Linked DNA regions of Homo sapiens: region 2 is linked to region 1. Evidence: chromatin contacts called from ENCODE Hi-C or POLR2A ChIA-PET data. All regions are on one chromosome and are shown on one strand. The core of a region is the stretch at or near the end of the contact, and the rest is flanking DNA. Distances in the headings are between cores, read along the strand shown. Region 1 overlaps LOC105377923 (a long non-coding RNA gene). Region 2 has its middle 30 kb from the start of LINC02836.

Evidence for each region. Hi-C counts contacts between places; a loop is a spot of excess contacts on that map. ChIA-PET counts read pairs that join two places held with the same protein, here RNA polymerase II (POLR2A). Pooled maps may share reads with other maps.
Region 2: a map of mammary epithelial cell shows a loop between it and region 1 (2.3-fold over the local background). The contact joins two enhancer-like sites. A Hi-C loop is called at or near these places in 1 of 168 maps with a recorded cell type or tissue (mammary epithelial cell) and 2 of 50 pooled maps. POLR2A ChIA-PET finds 5 or more read pairs at or near these places in 1 of 52 experiments (MCF 10A).

Annotation. Positions count from the first base shown.
Region 1 is chr6:105,830,501-105,835,157 of GRCh38, forward strand. All of the region lies in intron 2 of LOC105377923 (a long non-coding RNA gene), which reads right to left. Among named protein-coding and RNA genes, the nearest start is that of LINC02836, 200 kb to the left of the region's middle. Within about 2 kb of position 1,956, at least 2 of the 41 ENCODE cell types and tissues checked have a DNase peak (open chromatin) inside an H3K27ac peak, as active enhancers do.
Region 2 is chr6:105,599,822-105,604,478 of GRCh38, forward strand. No RefSeq gene overlaps it. Among named protein-coding and RNA genes, the nearest start is that of LINC02836, 30 kb to the right of the region's middle. RefSeq lists enhancers at 1,002-2,201, 1,573-2,152. Within about 2 kb of position 1,835, at least 23 of the 41 ENCODE cell types and tissues checked have a DNase peak (open chromatin) inside an H3K27ac peak, as active enhancers do.

The DNA of each region.
Region 1 (4,657 bases), core at 706-3,205:
CACATCTACTGTTAATAACATAACTGATTGTAAACTGTTTTTAAATCTTTTCAGATTTATTAGAGGTGGGGGGTAGGGAAGTTAGTCTAGAATGTAGAAAAGCTGCATTCTAGCTAAAGAGGTGAGTCTAACCTAGCCTTCTAGTTAGTCTAGAATGTAAAATGGCAGTCACAATGACAAGTTTCAATGGATCTCAATAGAGACTTAAGTGCCTTGCAAAACAAGACTGTCATTTCCAAAGTAGCATCCTGAAATGTTTAAATGTTTATGATAGAAACCACTCGAATCATCCCCAGCGAGTTTCTCAGAAGGGGCAGCTGGAGGAGGGAAGGGCAGCTGGAGGAGGGGAAGGGGCCGCAGGAGGAGGGGAAAGGGAGGCAGCTGGAGGAGGGGAAGGGGCAGCTGGAGGAGGGGAAGGGGCAGCTGGAGGAGGGGAAGGGGCAGCTGGAGGAGGGGAAGGGCAGCTGGAGGAGGGGAAGGGGCAGCGGGAGGAGGAGAAGGGGCAGCTGGAGGAGGGGAAGGGGCAGCCGGAGGAGGAGAAGGGGCAGGTGGATGAGGGGAAGGGGGAAGCTGGAGGAGGGGAAGGGGAGGCTGGAGGAGGGGAAGGGGGGCAGCTGGAGGAGGAGAAGGGGGACAGTGGAAGGAGGGGAAGGGGGGCAGCTGGAGGAGGGGAGGGGGCAGCTGGAGGAGGGGAAGGGGCAGCTGGAGGAGGGGAAGGGGGCAGCTGGAGGAGGAGAAGGGACAGCTGGAGGAGGGGAAGGGGCAGCTGGAGGAGGGGAAGGGCCAACCAACTGGAGGAGTTCATTATTAGATTATGTTTTAAAGGTAATAAATCCACTACCTTTTCTCAGATATTTAAAAGAACTACCATAGGAAATGGTGAAATAGGGAAGGACATTAGACTCAAGAGGGAATAATTTATTACAGTCTCAGAATTCTCTAACTCATCAGCCACAAAGTATATCTGAGGAGGCTCCATTCATTATGCAGGATCCATGTGATACATGACGAGTAAAAGGCGGGCTTCAACTCCCAAGGGGCCTGCATGCTTGTTAGTGAGACATGGCAGAACTTCACTCTAATAGGCATTTCTAAATGAAACTACTATGGAAAACATAACAGAAAAAGAAATCATACCCTGAAACCATATTATGAGTAGGAGGAGACTCAAACGTACTTTTCCTAGGGGGTTCTCAGTTGCTTTTGCTAATGAGGCAAACAGCTCTGCTCCATAGATTTTAGCTTCTGTGGATTGGAGAATGAAGCAGAAATTACTGTGTTTTTTCTCAGCTGCAGAAAAGGTAACTGAACTAGACAAGTTCTGCACCTAAGGCAGTGACTGAGCCTACAGACTCCGAGCACCAGGAAAATTGCATCAGTAGGGAAGAATCAGACAGCCATGGTGTGGATGGAGGACGAGATGAGCTGGGAGACACAAGAAACAGCACAGTGGGAGAGAGAGTGAGACTGACAAACCTTCTGTGAAAATACATCCACAGAACTGGCCAAGGACTTCTCATAGAGGGTTTTAACATCCACATTTTGTTGTGGCCAAGTTTCCAAAAGGAAAGTTTAAGGAAGAGAGTGATTTTTTTAAAATGTGTGACTAGATGTCTCAAGGGAACACCTCTTCCCAGTGTAACTATGCTCTCTATGTACCAACCACAGACTTGTCCAGATGAGCTCTCGGCCTCTCACCTAGTTTTCCTCATTGTCAAGAGCACCCACTTAAGTGAGAGTTTCCCAGGAATTATGGTCTGTGGTCTTGAAAAAAGGCCCAAGGAACACCCCCGATAGAAACAGACAATTTGGGCCCATTAGGCTCTTCTGGCTCAGGAGAACATGGCACGCTGGCCATTCCACGCAGTCTCTACCTTCTCCCTTCAACCTAGGTCACACACAGACAAGCTTCCCTCATCTGTACATACCACAGACTTAACTTTCACCGCTGAGTAGGGGAGGATTTCTCAATGCACCATTGCCCTTTGGCAATTCCCTGTTGAAATATGTATTTCTGGGCCTGCATGTACCTTAGGGTTCATGCACTTAGTGATTCTTTCTGTTTTATAAAGCTAATTGCCTCTGTAGCAATTTCTACACCCTTAGGTGCCACGACAGTCTATGTTTTTGGAAATGTGAGCACTCACTCAAACTGACTTCAGAGCTATAATTTATGGAACAGATTGAGTCACTGATCTCAGTTGGCCGCCTTTGTCCTGGTGCACTTCCTTCTTTTCTAAAGGGAATTTTCTTTGAAGAAGAAAAAAATCACTTTTAGATTACTTGCTGTAGAACATTTTTGAAAGGGAGTTTTCTTGGAAAATTATATAAATCCAATGGTGAAGTTCTCATAGAGCAAAAAGTCTGCTCTTAGATATATGCTGTAAACATTTACAAAGAGCCTACAGAAAATCTTACATAGTGGAGATTGTTTTTAAGATATTTTAATAGAAAAAAATTAACCCTTAATAAAGTTGATTTGGGGGTCTACCACTACCTAGTCCTAGCCATTTAACCTCTCTGGGCCTTACTAGCCAACAATTATAAAACAAATTAGTTGGATAACATAATTGTATTTTATCGTGCTGAGAATAAATATAAAATGAAAAATGTTTGTTTGTTTGTTTGTTTGTTTGTTTGTTTCCCGAGACAGAGTCTCGCTCTGTTGCCTGGGCTGGAGTGTGATGATGCAATCTCGGCTCACTGCAACCTCCACCTCCCAGGTTCAAGTGATTCTCCTGCCTCAGCCTCCCAAGTAGCTGGGATGACAGGCATGCACCACCACAGCCAGCTAATTTTTGTATTTTTAGTAGAGATGGGGTTTTACCATATTGGCCAGGCTGGTCTTGAACTCCTGACCTCAGGTGATCCACCCAACTCAGCCTCCCAAAGTATTGGGATTACAGGCGTGAGCCACTGTGCCTGGCCGAAAAATGTTTTTAATACTACAATTAAATATGTATTCTAGTAAGATTTTTAAAATCCTGATTTACAAACCTACATAATAGGAGGTAAATACAAATGTTATATGTCAATTTATATAGGAAGAATCCTTTTCATAGCCAGTTGATGCAGGAATCTCTCAAAATGTGATCTAATTCACAAAATTGATCCAATTCACAAAAACTTACAAATGTAACCACTGGAGCCCTCAAAGTGCTTGAATATGATGCCTTTAATGTACACGTCGATCAATACTTTAAAATCTATTGGATACATTGATGTCCTGAGCATTTTCTAGACATCTAATTTAATCATCACTAACCTAGAATTTACAGATAAACTGGGGGTCGACTGGATGACTGCTGTTTAAGGTCACACAGGGAGTGAGCTGGTGCCAAGGTTTGAATCCCACCTGAGGCTGACATAACTATTCACTACTAACTCTTCGTGCTTTATACAGTTTGGTTCCTGTGAGTCCTTATTTTGTCACAAAAGGAGATCTGATCAAGTTTATTCATTCTTTTAAAATAGATTTTTGTTTTAAGTTCCTTCTTCCTCCATTCCCTCTCCCAACTCCTTTCAATTTTAATGTTCTTTTCCCTTTTGTGGCTGGGTTTGATTCTACACAGACTTCTTAGGAAAATTGTGTTCGTGTAAAACTGAAGAGTCCAAGGGCTTCCTCACTGGAATAAGCAGGTCTCATTTGAGGGTGGGGAGCTCTTGACGAGGGGAAGTGGCTCACTTCAGGAAGTCCTGAGAACGGATTTTCTTATGTACATGTGCAAGTTTTTATGTATCTGCATACTTTACTCTCTTTAGTTGATGTAAAATGTTATGACTATTGTTTTCTTTTCTAAAGGAAGAGTTTCACCTGCATTCTATCTCACTTACTAAATGCGAGCAATCACCAGATCTCTTGTAATTCTACAAAAGCAATTAATCAAAATGGTGACTTCCAAATTGTTGTCTTCCCAGTTATGTCTATAAGCAAATTGAGACCTGCCAAATATCAGTCTCAAAAATGCATATTTTTCCTGCATGCATAACTCCTGCACTAACGCTGTGTCTTGAGAACAAATGGTATGCAGTGCCAAAGCCTTAGGAAGGTCACTTTTTTTTTCATTCTCATGTTTTCTTTCTAACCTACTACTCATAGAGTCACAGGAACTTCTGAGAGCCTTCTATTTTAGACCTATATATTAGATGGTTACTAATTACTTTGAACTGATTGTTTTTTCCTGTTGAATATTCCGGATTTCTGATTGAGCAATATCTTGAAATTCCAAAAGTTGGCATGCTGGTAGTTTCCTTATGTTCCACACATTTTCAAGCACATTGACAGTGACTGTTCCCTGTTTCCAGAGGATGAGGACAGTGGTACCATGTTCCTTCATCAGCTTGCACAATCAGCCCAATTGTCCTCAGATGGATCGTTCACACTGTGGCAGATTGTCTTGACTGCAAGTTCTTCTCTTGGCTCTGAAATCTTCTGCTTAAACAAGTTATTTCATTGACATAAACAGGATCTTCTTATCCTGGCCCAACACTAACTGGAAGAAAAACCTTTTTAGGATTTGTCTTTCTCTGCCACAGAGAAAGTGTGACCCCAGAAGCTTGAAATGGGCACCATTTTGTAAAGCTAGGCCTCAGCATTACTCCGAAATTCATGATATCTTGGGAACCAGGTGTGCAGTCAAAAATAACAGCTTTTATT
Region 2 (4,657 bases), core at 585-3,084, 230 kb before region 1:
TCGTTGTTGTTGAAAGATAAATACTATTTTACACTCAAGTCCTGTAATACATGTGGCATAGGAACTGATGAATGACTCATTTGTTGTTGGAAAGTGAACAAACTTGCCTAATGATATAGTTTTCTTTTCACTGTGTGTGTGTGTGTGTGTGTGTGTGTGTGTGTGTGTGTGTGTTGCATATGTGTGTCTGTTCTTTCTGGGCAATGCCTCCCTTTGACTCATCTCATATTTTGAATTATGGCATTTTTTAAAAATTGGCAAATTCATTTCATTCACTGGTTGCTTCTAATTTTAAATATGTGTCTAAAGCAACAGAACTACAAATGAAACCCCAGTCTTTGATTGTTAGGGACTTTGGGGTAGAGAAGGCAAATCAGAACAATGCCAAAGGGATATTTCTGAAAATCCATACTTCAGAGTAGATTGATTTTTCAAAGAATCATGTGCCAAAAAAAAATTAAGGGATATTGATAAAATTGCTATGCTTTATCTCTTTGGTTATAAAAATTAAATACACAGACACACGCTATAAAATTATATCAAATTTATTGTGATGATTCTTTGTATGATTCCTTTGTACTGATAGAACTATTTATTTTTCTTCTATTTGGGCTCCACCTTTTTTCCTGTTTGTGTAATTCACGTCAATGCTTTGCTCGAGATTAAGTCAGAGATGAATTATGGGTTCTGGAATGTGAAATCCTCTGTTTCAGTACATACGTATTCAACCGGGGACAGCACCTTCTTGACTGGTAGATGGGAAAGAGCAACCCAGTCACTAAGCACTGGGCTACTTTTTGTGGGTGTTCTTATGCTTGTATGCATTCCTTTTCATCAGTCTTCTCTCAGAATAACTTGGATTTCCAGGTCTCCCAAAGCGTTTTGGAATTCCATTCTGTGTTCTCCTTTGTCATGTGTATTCCAATCCCTATCTGTGCTTCTTTCTACCTTTTTGAGGTGCTATCTATCGACTCCTCATCAGGTGAAGCAATGTGAGATGACAAACTGTGAAAAGCTTTAAGAACACCCTCTTAAATTGTAGCTCTTGAGTCCCAGAGTTCAGAAGGAGTGGGAAAACCATTCTATAAATAAAAATATCTGGAGATACTCAGGAGAAGACTGGCTGTTCTAAAAGCGAATGCTAGTTAACATGGCCAGACAGTTTTTTTGCATCTTTACTTGGAAAAGAGAATCTATGACACCCTCTAAAATATCAAGCAGTCTTAAGTGGATAATGTTGCTCTAGTTGGTTTCACTGTCAAAGCCATTTAAAACTTCAGCAACTTATGAGATAACGTATCCTAAGGGTCTGATTTCTGAACATGAATTTAAGGGTCCCTCTGATGCCTGTGCTCTAAATACTTCATTAATAACATAAATGATGTCCTCAGTACAATTAAAACAATACTTTAGCTATTGATATTTGTCCCTTTAGGGATTCTTGATTTTATGTGCATGCTTATTATTTGCCCTCATATAAGCACTCACATGATATTGTCAGTAACTGAGAGTTGGATAACCGGCTTGTTTTTCAGGGTACCAATTACTCTTCCCGGCTTACATCTTGTGTGGGCTTTTGGCAGACATCAGCTTCTAGCACCTAGAAGGCACTTCCTTCTCCAGAGTAACTTTATGGAAACAAGGACTTTGTTGCAACTGGCTGAGGTTGAAATGAACACCTCCTCTCTCTGCTTTACAAAATAAGTGGAGACTAACTAACTGGCCTAGGCAAGTTTTCTGTATTCTTGGATTGATTAGTCCTTGCATTCTCTTTGCCTCTTCTCAGACTGTCTCTAAATTTAGCAATGCGATATGGTACAAACAGTCTTTCACATATGCTGTGTCACCAAGGGGATTTCAGGATTGTTTCATTGGTCTGCCTTGGCAAAGCTGACGCAATCTCCCATTGGTCTGTGCTCAGGAATCTGGGTGGGAAGTGAAAGTACAGACAAGCCTGCCAAGGCGAACTCCATCATGCAAGAGCTTGCTGCTGTGTGTGGGACTGAGACCCAGATTCGGGCCAATTCAAAATGAAAACCTTCAAATGAGTGCTCTGAGAGTAAAATGAAACTGAATCTGCTTGCTACATGTCGATGAGGTTCAAAAGATGGCAACAGTTTTGGGGTGCAAGGTCAAGCTGAAGAGTTAAAAACAGAAAGGAACCTTCTTTCCTCAGCCTAAATAAATATCCTTTCCTAGAGGTATCACTGGGAAGGTGGCACAGAGGAAGGTCAAGTGATCCCCTCTCTGGGGTCCACATGCCCGCTGCTGGGCCACACCTCACCCAGGCCCTTCCCTTGTGAACACCTCACAGAGGGACTGGCTCCAAACTGACCCTGAAGAATTATGTGAAATCCTTCTCGTTTAGAGCTTTAAAGGGTGTAAGAGAATCATGAGGATTTGGAAAAACTAGGACTGGGTCCATGTTTATGCTTGCAGCCTTTTACCAACAAATACATATGTACATATATGTACATATATATATATATATTTTCTCTTTAATGTTTCATAAGATATTTTTATCACCTAAATGAAGATAAATTAGCTGAGCTTGTTTGGCATAGAACATATCGCAATATTTTTTATTTTTAAAAATTTGTTTTTTTCTGATTATCAATTCATACTCATTGAAAAAATAGTCAAATGTTACAGAAATGTGTAATAGAAAACAAGAGGGTTTCCCTTTCATCACAACCCCAGGAATAACTTTCATTAGCAATTTGCTTTATATCCTCAGTTTTCTCCCCACAGATGCTCGCTCTATCTATCTATCTATCTATCTATCTATCTATCTATCTATCTATCTATCTAACTATCTATGTATCTATTTTTTATGAGAATAGAATCTCCTTGATATACTAATAAATTGCTTTTTTATTCTACTCAACTACTTTTCCATGTTTGTTTATAAAGATATCATGTTTAGTTTTTAAAACTAGACTTTAAAAATTATATAGGTTTACACAGAATAAAGAACACAGAGAACTCTTTATTAAAAATAAAAGTGCTTTCCTTCTGTCCTCCACCCCACAGTAACACTGTGGTCTTTGGAATCTTGCAAAAACATACACAAGGGTACGCATATGTACTTGTTTACTTCTGTGTATTTTTTTTTTTTTTACATAAATGGAATTGCACTATATAGTTCTGTAGCTCAGTTTTTAAAATTTGGTATTAAAATGTTCTTTCAGTTAGGGCCAAAGGGCATTTAACTTCAAGGTAAGACCCATTCCAGGACGGCAGAGATCATGTCTGTCTTGCGTATCCCTGTGTGAATTTTGCCTGACATGTTGCAAACACTCCGTATGGAAGTCTTGAGGGTCTTCTGCCCCAGTCAGAAAACCTCTGGGAGAACAGTTATCCCCAGACCTCAGACGCTCGACGGATACATGAGAAGCTTTCTTTGATGGATTCGATGTCAGGATCTCCATGTGAACTTCCACTTAGAGGTGTCATGCTATGGTGAGTCCCATTCCTAAGCATGGTAAAAATTTGGTGCCCCAAAGTCTATAGGGGAGTGCACGTACATGGCTGGGGAGGGAATAAAGAGGCCAAAGAGGTCAGCAGCCCTTGGTGCTGCTGAAATTCTCCCTAAACCAGCAATCAATAAAATACATCTTATCTTCTTTGGATTAGAAAATTCAACTTTGATAGCAGAACAAGTATTCTTAGTAATTAGTAAGATTATTAATAAAGAATCTTAGATTCTTAGGGGATTCTTTTAGTGAACTACAAAACTAGTTGTGTGCATGCATGTGTAAGCTGAAATATATCAGTAACAGTATTAAATAATGTGTGTATTTGAGTTCTAATATATCAAATTACAATTTATTTAAGATATGCATCCTATAATACTCTTCCTCACCAAACAGTTTCTAATGTGATAGTTGGTTTTTAATTCTCTAGTGCTAGAAAAAGAAAGTGATTCATGTCACTGAATTTGAGCATCATTTCAGGGCATTAAAAAACCCAAATAACATTTCAGAAGACTTTTGATCATAATTTTGGGGTTAATAGAAATTAAAATCAATATATGGTAGCTTTGAGTAAGAGACAAAACCTATCTACTGGAGAGACTTCAAAGGTCAACGGATCCCAGAAAGGCTCTAACTTATTAGAGACATTTATCATGCATTGCCTTTGGGACATTAAAATGTCACCCTCAGGATTTATGGTTTTTGCAAAATGTGTACAATTTCTGTGGGGAATTTTTCTTATCCCAAAGGACAGGGATAATAGAAAGGAAGCCTTTTATTAGGGCTTACTTTTAAAATGTTCTGAAAGCACTAAAGAGTCAGGATGACTGTTGTCCAGCTGGCTACAGGCAGTTGGCACATAAATCACAAGGAATTGGCCATAGTGAGACTCTGCACAGAACAGCTTGCACAAATTGGCAACTGATCATTCCCTCTCCTTTATTTCTGTATAAACTGTTTACAGAAAACTATGCGGCAGAGTGTCTGAGAATAGTGACTTTCTAATCCCTAGTAATTCCTAGGAAATGTAATTGTAGGAACAAATTTCATAAAGTATCTTCAGTCTTACATAAATCTGTGTAAATCACAGATCCCTTTAAATGCCGTTTGGATAGCAGAGCTCTAGCTGGAACTGCAACCTGACTTCCCTCTGGAGCTTCCTGAAGGCAGCTTGCTGATTC